Linked DNA regions of Homo sapiens: region 2 is linked to region 1. A link is a contact called in ENCODE Hi-C or POLR2A ChIA-PET data. All regions are on one chromosome and are shown on one strand. Each heading gives the region's core, a stretch centred on a gene start or an enhancer-like site at or near the end of the contact. The rest is flanking DNA. Distances are from core to core; before and after follow the strand shown. Region 1 overlaps CD96 (CD96 molecule). Region 2 holds the start of TBILA (TGF-beta induced lncRNA).

The links. A loop is a pair of places that touch in the nucleus more often than their neighbours do. ChIA-PET counts read pairs that join two places held with the same protein, here RNA polymerase II (POLR2A). Pooled maps may share reads with other maps.
Region 2: a loop to region 1 is called in a pooled map, with 4 times the contacts of the local background. The contact joins the promoter of TBILA here to the enhancer-like site in region 1. A Hi-C loop is called at or near these places in 1 of 168 maps with a recorded cell type or tissue (naive thymus-derived CD4-positive, alpha-beta T cell) and 6 of 50 pooled maps. POLR2A ChIA-PET finds 5 or more read pairs at or near these places in 1 of 52 experiments (MCF 10A).

What each region holds. Positions count from the first base shown.
Region 1 is chr3:111,613,107-111,617,859 of GRCh38, forward strand. The region is part of intron 8 of CD96 (CD96 molecule); the gene reads left to right. Among named protein-coding and RNA genes, the nearest start is that of ZBED2, 20 kb to the left of the region's middle. RefSeq lists enhancers at 3,397-3,897, 3,898-4,398. Within about 2 kb of position 3,370, at least 4 of the 41 ENCODE cell types and tissues checked have a DNase peak (open chromatin) inside an H3K27ac peak, as active enhancers do.
Region 2 is chr3:112,130,753-112,136,011 of GRCh38, forward strand. TBILA (TGF-beta induced lncRNA) reads left to right here and starts at 2,671. Exons shown (of 1, transcript NR_157393.1): 1 at 2,671-4,607. GCSAM (germinal center associated signaling and motility) reads right to left here and starts at 2,496. Exons shown (of 6, transcript NM_152785.5): 1 at 2,340-2,496. The coding sequence starts at 2,368. It also overlaps a transcript of C3orf52 not described here. RefSeq lists enhancers at 2,102-2,161, 2,642-2,821.

The sequences.
Region 1 (4,753 bases), core at 2,120-4,619:
CTGTCACCTGTAAGTCAAGGTTAGCCTTCTTGATGACTAGTTTACTTTGGGTATTCATCTATTCAGTTACTCCCCTTGGGGTGAGATTCCTCAGGGTAAAAGCTATCAGTTGACCTATTTTTCAGTTTATTTCATAATTATTGAGTATCTACAAGCTCACCACATGATGCGTGATGAGCTCTGTCCTGCTTACTGTCATCTTCCCCAAGGGAGTCCTGAAACCCTTTCTGGACCAGTAATCCAGCAATACACATTATTATTCCCCATTTAGTCAGCACATGCCCCAAACAATCTGCCTCCCACATGAGAAAAATTTTATGCAGGGTTTAGATTTAGGTTTAGGTTTCACACCTCATGTCTCCTTTATGCTGGGCTGAAGGTCAGTGCCCACGTTATCCTGACCACACAGATTGATGAAGCTGATTCAAATGATGAAGCTGATTCAAATGATGAAGCTGATTCAAATGTGTTTAGATGTAGTTGAAGGCCTATATTGTCCAGTTAATGTCACTACTGTGTTTAAAGGCTCTTTGTGCTGCAGGTGAATTGATGGAGAGCAATTACACATTTGTCCAGAAACTAGATGGCTAAGTCTAAGTCTGTGCTATGCCGATAGGTGCTATAGTGATAGAATGAAAGGCCCAATGGAAATATTTCTATTTGAGACAATAAGTTAAATTTTTAGGTTCAGTTTTACATTGGAATAAGGCAAAACCTTAGATAGCAGAGTCTGACTAACCAGATAAGTTAACCAGCAGCTTGAAACTTACAAATAACTTTTACCTTTGTACTTGGTTGATTAAATAAGCTAAACCGGTAGGTTAGCAAAGAATAATTTTTACTTTTTCCATTCTTCTCTGTTCAAATGAGATATATTGAATAATTTTTTCTTGGCCTCTAAAAGAAATTTCAGACAGATTATTTGGCTTTTTTGGTGATTTCCATATAATAAATGTCATCTGGTCCTTTTCAGCCACAAGAACAGACCTGTGTCAATAATTAAAAACTCTTGTCAAATGTAATGTCAAAACTCAAAAAAGTTAATTTAGTCCAGAACTTCTTTCCTCTTCCTTCCCCCAAGTGTGGCTCTAACTCAACTTGGAAACGCTGGGATATGTGAGGTGGGGGTAGGGAAGAGACAGGGAATGTCTCTGATTCCCTGACTTGGCTTCATCCTCTCCTCCGCTCCTAGCTGCTGGCTTGGGTCCCTCTTTATGGGGAATGGCGTAAGAAGAAGAGGGAGAGGTAGGTAAGGAAGGAACTTCCTTAATAGGCTGGATGTAATCTGACTTAGGTGTCCTCTGGATGAGGAGAATAAAAATTGCCATATTGACTTCATGGGGCACTCTGGCAGATTTTTCAGAAATCCCTGACTGTCCTATGGCTGCTGTCCCTTGGTGCAGGCCATGCCTCTCTTCTGGTCTTCTGCTTCCTTCTCTCTGCAGCCTCTAAACTTCTGAAGGTCAGCTCCTCTTGGGGGCTTCTTTGTTCCTCTAGGTGTTCTTCCTGAGTGAGATTCTTTTCATGGCACCCTATTATGTCTGGAAAAATGTGCACCTTTGCCTACTCTATGGGGGAAGTGCTCCTCTTCACCAGTGTGGCCCTGTCTCTCTTCTCCATGCCCATTCAGAGCCACTAACCAACCATGGACTCCTAATGCAGCCTCTCCAGCCTGAGTAAGGCACCATGCCCCTTTGTCCTAAATTCCAGGACACACAGGTCAAGAGATATGAGTATTTCTCTCAGATCCACACTTCGCTTGGTCTAAAGTGAAGGAGCGGATTCTTCTTCATCTTCTCCATGAGGGAGGGCCTGATGCACAGGACCCTTCAAAGGAACTCTTAGCCAGTCTGCTCCCACCCCGTCACACAGCTTTGAGGTTGATGATGGACCACCACTGACAGGTCCCACTCCACACTGCCTCGCATGTCCTGCATAGGTGGGCTAGAACCCTGCTTTCAACGTGAGGTGGCTTGTGCCCTGTATTATGGTTCTTAACCTTTGGAACCTCATCTGAAATGAAGGTACAAGTATTCCATTTAAAAATTTTGTTCTGCATTAACCATTGAAGAGTTAAAGGAAATACAGTGAAAATGAAGCAAACATGATGAGGTGATGGTTAACCCACTGAGAGGATCCACAGAAAGCTGTAGTTCTTAGCAATAGTGTGATGGATGGAAGATAAACACTGAGTTCTAGAAGCATTGGCCAAAGGTGAGGATGCTTGAGGAACATGAAGGGAGACAGGAGAATGCAGAAAAGGGAAAGCTTTCACGTGGGTGGTTCCTTCTTCTAAGGGTGATTAAAAGCAACAGAAGAGACTAAGCAAACAAAATACCTTCTATAGCACTTGGTTCACAGTAAGTGTCAACATGTTGTATTCTATTATTAGAACCTCTAAATCCATTTGGAAATACAGTAAGAACCCAAGGTAGGAAATAGAGTGGCTGATTGACCAGTCTGTCTTTGTCTAAGGGGTGTGTGTGTATGTGTGTGTCTGCGTGCATGTGTGTTTTAATAAAAATAATCTAGGTTTAGAATGAAAGCAAATAATCTAGGTTTAGAATTATGTATCTACTTGAGATAGATACTGATGTAAACAAAACCAGGCTCACAAGGACCAACATCTAGTGAGGGGAGGAGGGAAGTGGGCAGTAAAGATGAGCAGAAATCTACAGTTAGCATGAAAAGCCACATTATACCCTACTTGATATATCCCCCACGACTGCCCTCTCCCTTTCTCTTGCTTTGCTCAGCCAAGCTAGCCTCCTAGCTGTTTCTTCAACATACCAGGATTTCTCTCATCTCAGGGCCTTTTAACCTCACTTCCTATGCCTGAAAAATTCTTCCCCCAAATATCTACATGGATCACACCCTCATCTTCTCGAAATTTTTGTTCAAATGTCACCTTCTCGATGAGGTACTCCATGACCATCATATTTTAAATTGCAGCTGCCTCCCACCCCATTTCCTGTTCCCCTTTTTTGGCTGTATTTTCTCCATAACACATTTTAACACCGTCTATAAGTTACCTGTTTGGCTCCTCTCCACACATAAAAAAAGTAAATCTGATGAGGGCAGTGTTTTTTATCTTATTTGTCTACTGATACAGCTGTATCACCTAGAACAATGATAACACATGGTTACCAATAAGTATTGATAATTCAGTAAATATTTTTTAAATGGAGAATTTTTTTAAGTATAAAAAAGAAGAGATTAACAAAGGAAGGCTTTAGGGAATGCAGAGGATATCTCCCTAAAGAAAAGCCATCTGGCTAGGGCTGATGTCTGGGTAGCCTTATGACAGGAAGCTGAAAGGTGGTGGTGGGACAGGAAGCTGAAAGGTGGTGGTGGGACAGGAAGAGAAGCTATCAAAGGCCTGCTATTCTGGGTGGTTGCGTGCTAGACATCATGAGTGAGCTCTTCCGTGGCTAGGCCCTGATGATGATGATGCATGCTGCAGCAAGGCTAACTACACTTATAAGGCTACCAGAATGGAATAAATATAGTCTTTAGTGTCAGACAGCCTTGGGTTCAGTTGTTGTCTCTGCCACCTACTGGCTCTGTAGCCTAGAGCAAGTCATTCTGATGGCAGCAGCTGCCCGACTGGACTAGCTGCTGTGGGGATGCCAGCTGTAGTGAGGGAGGCCTGGCTGGGACTGTTGAGCCCGTAGAGGCTGAGAACAGGAGGGAGCCTGCCCCCTACTGACTTGGCAAGGCAGGAGCCCTGGGCTTTCAGGGCAGCTGCAGCCACCCAGCTGTGGCTCCAGACCCTGACACCCCTGCTCTCTTGAGGGCCTGGGAACACCCCCGCTTCTGCAGGCTCAGAAGGGCCTGCTTCCACCCCCTGGACTCTTCCCACTCCCAGCACCTGCTCCAATTTCAGAGCAAAGATGAGGCTCAGCCCAGGCACTGTCACAACCTGGCCAGGTGTGTGCACACTTGGGGCAGCACTGACACACCAATCCCCCACCTTGGCCCCCTCCAGACTTTGGGCGCCAAGGAGCACAGGAAGGAGGCAGCAGGTGGAGATGGGCTGAGGGCAGCTGGGTGCAGGCCTGCAGGTGCCATTTGGTGCAAACAGCCTGGGCTATGGAAGGCATGATGACAGTGGGAGGCTGACTAGGTTCCTGGATGGAAAGGTGTAGGTCCCCAGTGAAACCCCACCTTCAGGCCAGGCATGGCCTGAAGCCTGGGAGCCAGGCTGCCAGTTCCAAGTGAAGTCCATGGATATGAGTAATAACTTCATCGATGACCACTGGGCCAATTGGATAGTGCTTTTTCCTGGCCTGCCTATGGCCATCTATGGACCAATCACCATGCACTTTCTCCCTTCTGAGCCCATGAAAAACCGGGGATTCAGCCAGACTCAGAAAGAAGTCAAGACTACCAGCTGTGGGAGGGAGCTACCCACTATGGGTCTCCTCATCCAGACAACTTGCCTGCAGAAAGGAGCTACCCACTACAGGTCTCCTCTCCACTGAGAGCTGGACACTCATTGGGACAGCCTGCATATGGAAAGGAACTACCCACTTCAGGTCTCCTGAGAGCTGTTCTGTGGCTCAGTGAAGCTCCTCTCCACCTTGCTCACCCTCCAGTTGTCAGCATACCTCGTTCTTCTTGGGGGCGAGACAAGAACTTGGGACCTACTGAATGGTGGGACTGAAAGAGTTGTAACACAAACCCAGCTGAAACACACCTCCCACCTGCTCACCACATTGCAAGCAATGAGAAGGAGAGAAGAGCTGTGGCC
Region 2 (5,259 bases), core at 1,421-3,920, 520 kb after region 1:
GTGATCCTAAATCATCTGATCCCAAATATCCAGGGATCCTCGTCATGACCCTTGAGAGTATCCGTGTCCAGAGAGAGGCCTGAGGTCCTCAGCTACCATCTCTTTGGTGCAGTTCCAGGAGCTATGCACAAGTAATGGGGAAAGGTACTGGCTTTGTCTTGTGTAAATCACACCATCTTTCACAGAAAGCATGGAGGCCCAGAACAAGGGACAGAAGGAGAAGAAAAGGATTGAATAAAGAAAATAAATTGGTTCATTGTTTGGGTTAGATTTCTGTATACCCATCTTCCCACTTGTTGGGAATTGGGAGTATGAGGATAAAGAAACTAACACTTAAACACTACTTACTATATGCCAATCATTTTGTGTGTTATATTTCATTTAATCCCAGAATAAATCCATAAGATAGATATTATCATTATATTTTTTATACTAATGAGGAAACTGAGGCCCAAAATGCTAGGCAACTGGTCTGAGGATCCACAGCCACTAAGGGGGAAAAGCTGGGTTTGCTGCTGGCAGGTCTCTTCCTCTGAGACTGAGCTCCTCTCATGAAGGGATGAGTGCCATTCTATTCTGTGCAAAATTTCCCTGACTTCTTAGCTTATTTGATCTGGAGAGACACGGTTGGGGGGGTATGCTGACTAGATGATAACTGGGTGTTGGGGTGACAATGAAAATTAGATACCAATATATACAAGACTTTTGAATACGTTAACGGAAACATTTTATTTAATTATTTTAATGAATTTATTTTTAAGACTGGGTCTTGCTATGTTGTTCAGGCTGCCCTCAAACTCCTGGGCTCAAGCAATCCTCCTGCCTCAGCCTCCTGAGTAGCTGGGACTACAGGTGCATGCCACTGCACTTGGTTCAAGGGAGACCTTTTAAATCATCATAGAAATAAAGATGTTGGGCAAACTGATCAACTATTTGGAAAAAAATTTACATCTGACACCATATATTGAATATATGTTGCCAAATGTAAAATAACAAAATCAAAACTTATGTGAGTTGATTTGTCTTATCTTAGGAAGAGCAAAGAATTTTAAGCATGAATGCAATGGCAGAAACCAAAAAGCTTTCTAGATTTAAAATCGAATTTTCTTTAAAATAAATAAAAAACCATAAGAAGTCCAAATAGCATAAGATGTGTGCACCTTGGAAAAAGGTTTTTTTTCTTACATAAAACAAAATTTTAAAGTAAAAAAATTTTTTTAAAGTTTTTTTGCACTTATTCAGTGCACGTGATATGCCAGAAACAATGCCAGGAACCAGGAATTCAAAGATAAATAAGAAACAATCACTACATTTGAGCATCTCATATCTAGTAATAAAAATAGTAATTTATATAATTGTTAGAACAATGCTAGAGTAGAAGATTGACAAGGGGCTGTGACAACCCAGGGTAGAGAAGTCTCAGACAACATGATTCTTAGGAAGGGACATGAGATATTCCACAGGACCACCAATCCTCTTTTCGGCAAGTGGTCAAAAGTGGGCTACCATTTTTTCCTGTGTTCCACTCTCCAGTAGCATGAACTGAGACCAGGGATTCCAAACATAACCCTGTGAAGACCCCCTCTGGCTCGCTTACTCTCTCTAGATCACCCCACTTTATACCCTAGAGATTACCTTGTCTGTGGTGGCACTATTTTGGTGGCACGGCTTTGATATTAAGGAAGATGATGGTCAGAAAAAGAAAGCAGAAAATATCTTCTAATTTTGAACCCTACTTTATGTCAGGCACTATGCTAGCACAATACACACTAGAACTCTCTAAGGTAGATATTGTATTATTATTTCTACTTAAAATAAAGAGGCTGAGGTCCAGAAAGTAAATCTGAGTTCTGTGCCTATTTAATCTAGATGACCTCTGCTTACCTGCTTGCAGGGAGTGCACATCAAAGGAAGACTCAAGGTGGCAGGAAGCTTGCTGTTTATTTCAAACTTAAAATAGTGGCTGAAAGAGGGTGGTGATTTTGACCTCCTTGTGGAGCATGAGGAGCTCAGGAGAGCATCTCCTTCCCGGGCTTTCAGAAAGTTGTTTCATTTCTTAGGTGGTAACCTATTATATAGACCTTCCTTGGTAAAGTCTTTCCACCTTTCAGCTATTCTCCATCAGCTGCTCACCATGATTCTTGGGAGAAGGCAAAACCTATGGGAAATTTAATGTGGTATCTGGCACAGAGTAGGCACTGAAGGCTTGGCAGTTTCCTTACCCAACTACTTTCTACCCCAACTTAGTGTGCTAACTGTATACTAGCTTTCTTTTTCTCTTCCTTGCTGTATTGTCCTGTCCCATCTCCTCTGCTCTCCCACAGGGAGTCTAGACTTACCTGTTTTCTCTCAGCAGAGAATTTCCCATCCTCTCAGTCCTCTCAGGGCTTCCCCTCCGTCCCTTTACCACTTCCTTCTTGCCTTGTGCTCTGACAGGGCAACTCCTGACTTAAAGAAAGGGCTGTGTGGCTCTGGCCACCCGTGCAGAGACAGCAGAAAGGAGAAGGGTGTCTCTGCAGAGGGAAGGAAGAGGCTGGGGGAGGAGTGTTAGAGGCACGCATGTGCAGAATGTCCTAACATGTCAGTGCCTGAACCAACCTGGCTGTTGGCCATAACCAGCAACTACCCGTCAATGAGAGCTTCGAACCTCTGGGGAATCCCAGGTCTGAAATTACAGATGGGCCATGGGAGTTTTTCCACTACAGATATTTACGTTTATAAATCACGTTGTCTTCTTAGAAAAGTCAGAAGGAGGTTAAAACAGTCAAGCCACAGACCTGTAGAAAATATAGTATCAACAACTCTCAAATCTGAAAACAAACACCCAGTAACAAAATGGGCAAAATATTTGAACAGACATTTCACCAAAGGAACTATACAGATGAACATTAAAAGATGCTAAACATTGTAGTTATTAGGGAAGTGTAAATCAAATCCACAATGGAACACTTTTACATACTTATTACAATGGCTATAAAACCCTGACAATATCAAGTATGGCAAGGTATGCAAAGCAACTGGAAGTCTCATGCATTGCTGATGAGAATGCAAAATGACAGCCTTTTTGGAAAGAAGTGATAAGGACAGAAGGCAGGGCTTTACTGGGTAGAAGAGGGTGGTTCACTGGCAAAGGTCCCACCCTCAAGCCTTGAAACCGAAGCCCTAAATGAGAACAGTTATCCCTGTTATCCTGCCCAAATGTTACTCTTTAGCCTGTCCAGCCCCCCTATCCCGTGCCCATATAAACCCCAGACCTCAGCTGGCAGACAGACAAGCGGCTGAACATCAAGAGGAGAAGAAGCAACTGAGTGTCAGAGATGTGGCTTAACTTCAGGTGGCATGACTTCAGGGAGGAGCCCGGCCAGAGACAGCAGACTTCAGGGAAAGGTCACTTTCTTCCTGCACCATCCCCTTTGCAGCTCCCCTTCCACTGAGAGCCACTTCCACCATTTAATAAAATCGTCCACATCCATCAACTTTCAAACCATTCATGCAACCTGATTCTTCCTGGATGCTGAACAAGAACCTGGGTACCAACAGGGCAGGGTGTAAAAGGCTGCCACCCTGACTCTCCATTGAGTGGGTTAACACTTAGCTGTCCACGGATGGCAACTGCTAAAAGAGCATGAATTGTAACACATCCCTAAATGCTGCTGTTGGGCTGGAGCCCAAAAGTGCTCATCGAAGCCCTGGCACCCGCTTGCCTGCGTGCTCCCGCTCCCACAGAGAGTTTGAGCATGGTGGTGGCCAAGTAAGTAGGCCACACCCCTGTCGCAAGTCCCGAGAAGGGGTCAAGGGAACTCTCCCATCTCAGAAGTATGGCAATTTCTTATAAAATTGAACATAGGGTTACTGTACAACCTGGCAATTTCACTCCTAGGCATTTAGCCAAGTGAAACTTATGTCCTCTAAGACTGTGTGTACAAATTTTTATATGTGCTTTACTCATAATAGCCGAAATACCCTGGAAATAGCCCAACTGATCTTCATTGAGTGAATTGCTAAATAAGCTCTGTGTTATATTACATCCACACAACAGAATCCTGACCATCATTGAAAAGGAGTGGACTATTAATACATGCAATAACTTGGATCAATCTCAAATGCATTACACTAAGTGAAAGAGACCAGACTTAAAGCCTACCTTCTGTGACATTAGAGATAAGGTGAAACCACAGGAACAGAAAACATATTAGTGTTGCCAGGAGCAAAAGGTGGGGGAGGTGTTGACTTTCAAAGCACAGGAGGAAATTTTTTGTTGTTGTTCTTTATCTTGATTGTGTTAGTGCCCACATGACTGTATGCATTTCTCATAATTCACAGAACTGTATACTAATAAGGGTGCACTTCACTGCACATAAATGAATCTCAACAGACAAAAGGTTAAAAAAGAAAGAAATCTCGGGACAGGAATCATGGATTTTTGTATTATCCTTGTATTTGATGGTTGTTTCCAGTTTGGTCACTCATCTGTTTGTTCATTCCTTTAACAAGTATGTGTCGAGTGCCTACTATGTGCTGGGCACTGTAGGTTCAATGGTAAGAAAAGCAGATACAGGACTGCTCTTGTGAAGTTCCTTGAAAGAAATAAAACAAAGTGCAAAATATTTTATTGCTTGTCCTTGAGTAATGTAAAGGTCATATCTAAAACAGGCAGGAGAAGGATGGGGAGTGGGCTTAGAAGAAACAATTTCAGAGAAACTAGGGTACTAGCTGTGCAACCCCAGATTCATCTCACATCATTCTTATCCTTATGGCTGCTCTCCAAACTTCCTTTTGGCTCTGTGAGGGATTTCCAGGAGCACCTTATTAAAAATGGAAGATTTTATTATAAAAGATAAGCCATTATTGATCATTCACTTTTCTAAAAAAACACAAATGTGAGAATAAAATAAAAACACACAAGACTCACTAGCCCCTGCAAGACAGAAAGCAGCCCTGGACAGAGAGCCTCCTTATTATATACCTAATGCCTGAACTCACACATTCTAGGGTTTCATGTTTTGTTACCTCTTGCAAAGGATAGGAAACTGGCTAGAAAATTCATGTAAAGGAAGGTCACAACTTTAAAGCTATCTGACGCTAATGACTTGTATAATCTAGTTTGCAGCTCTGAGAGACAATATCAAATAAGCATTGTCAAATACTACTCCCACCTAACCTTTGCTGTCATTGTTCTTTGAAATTATCTTTGGGATTGGTTATGTTCTCTCACTGTAGCTTTCGTTTATCTCAGAGCACACACCCTAATGTCCATGT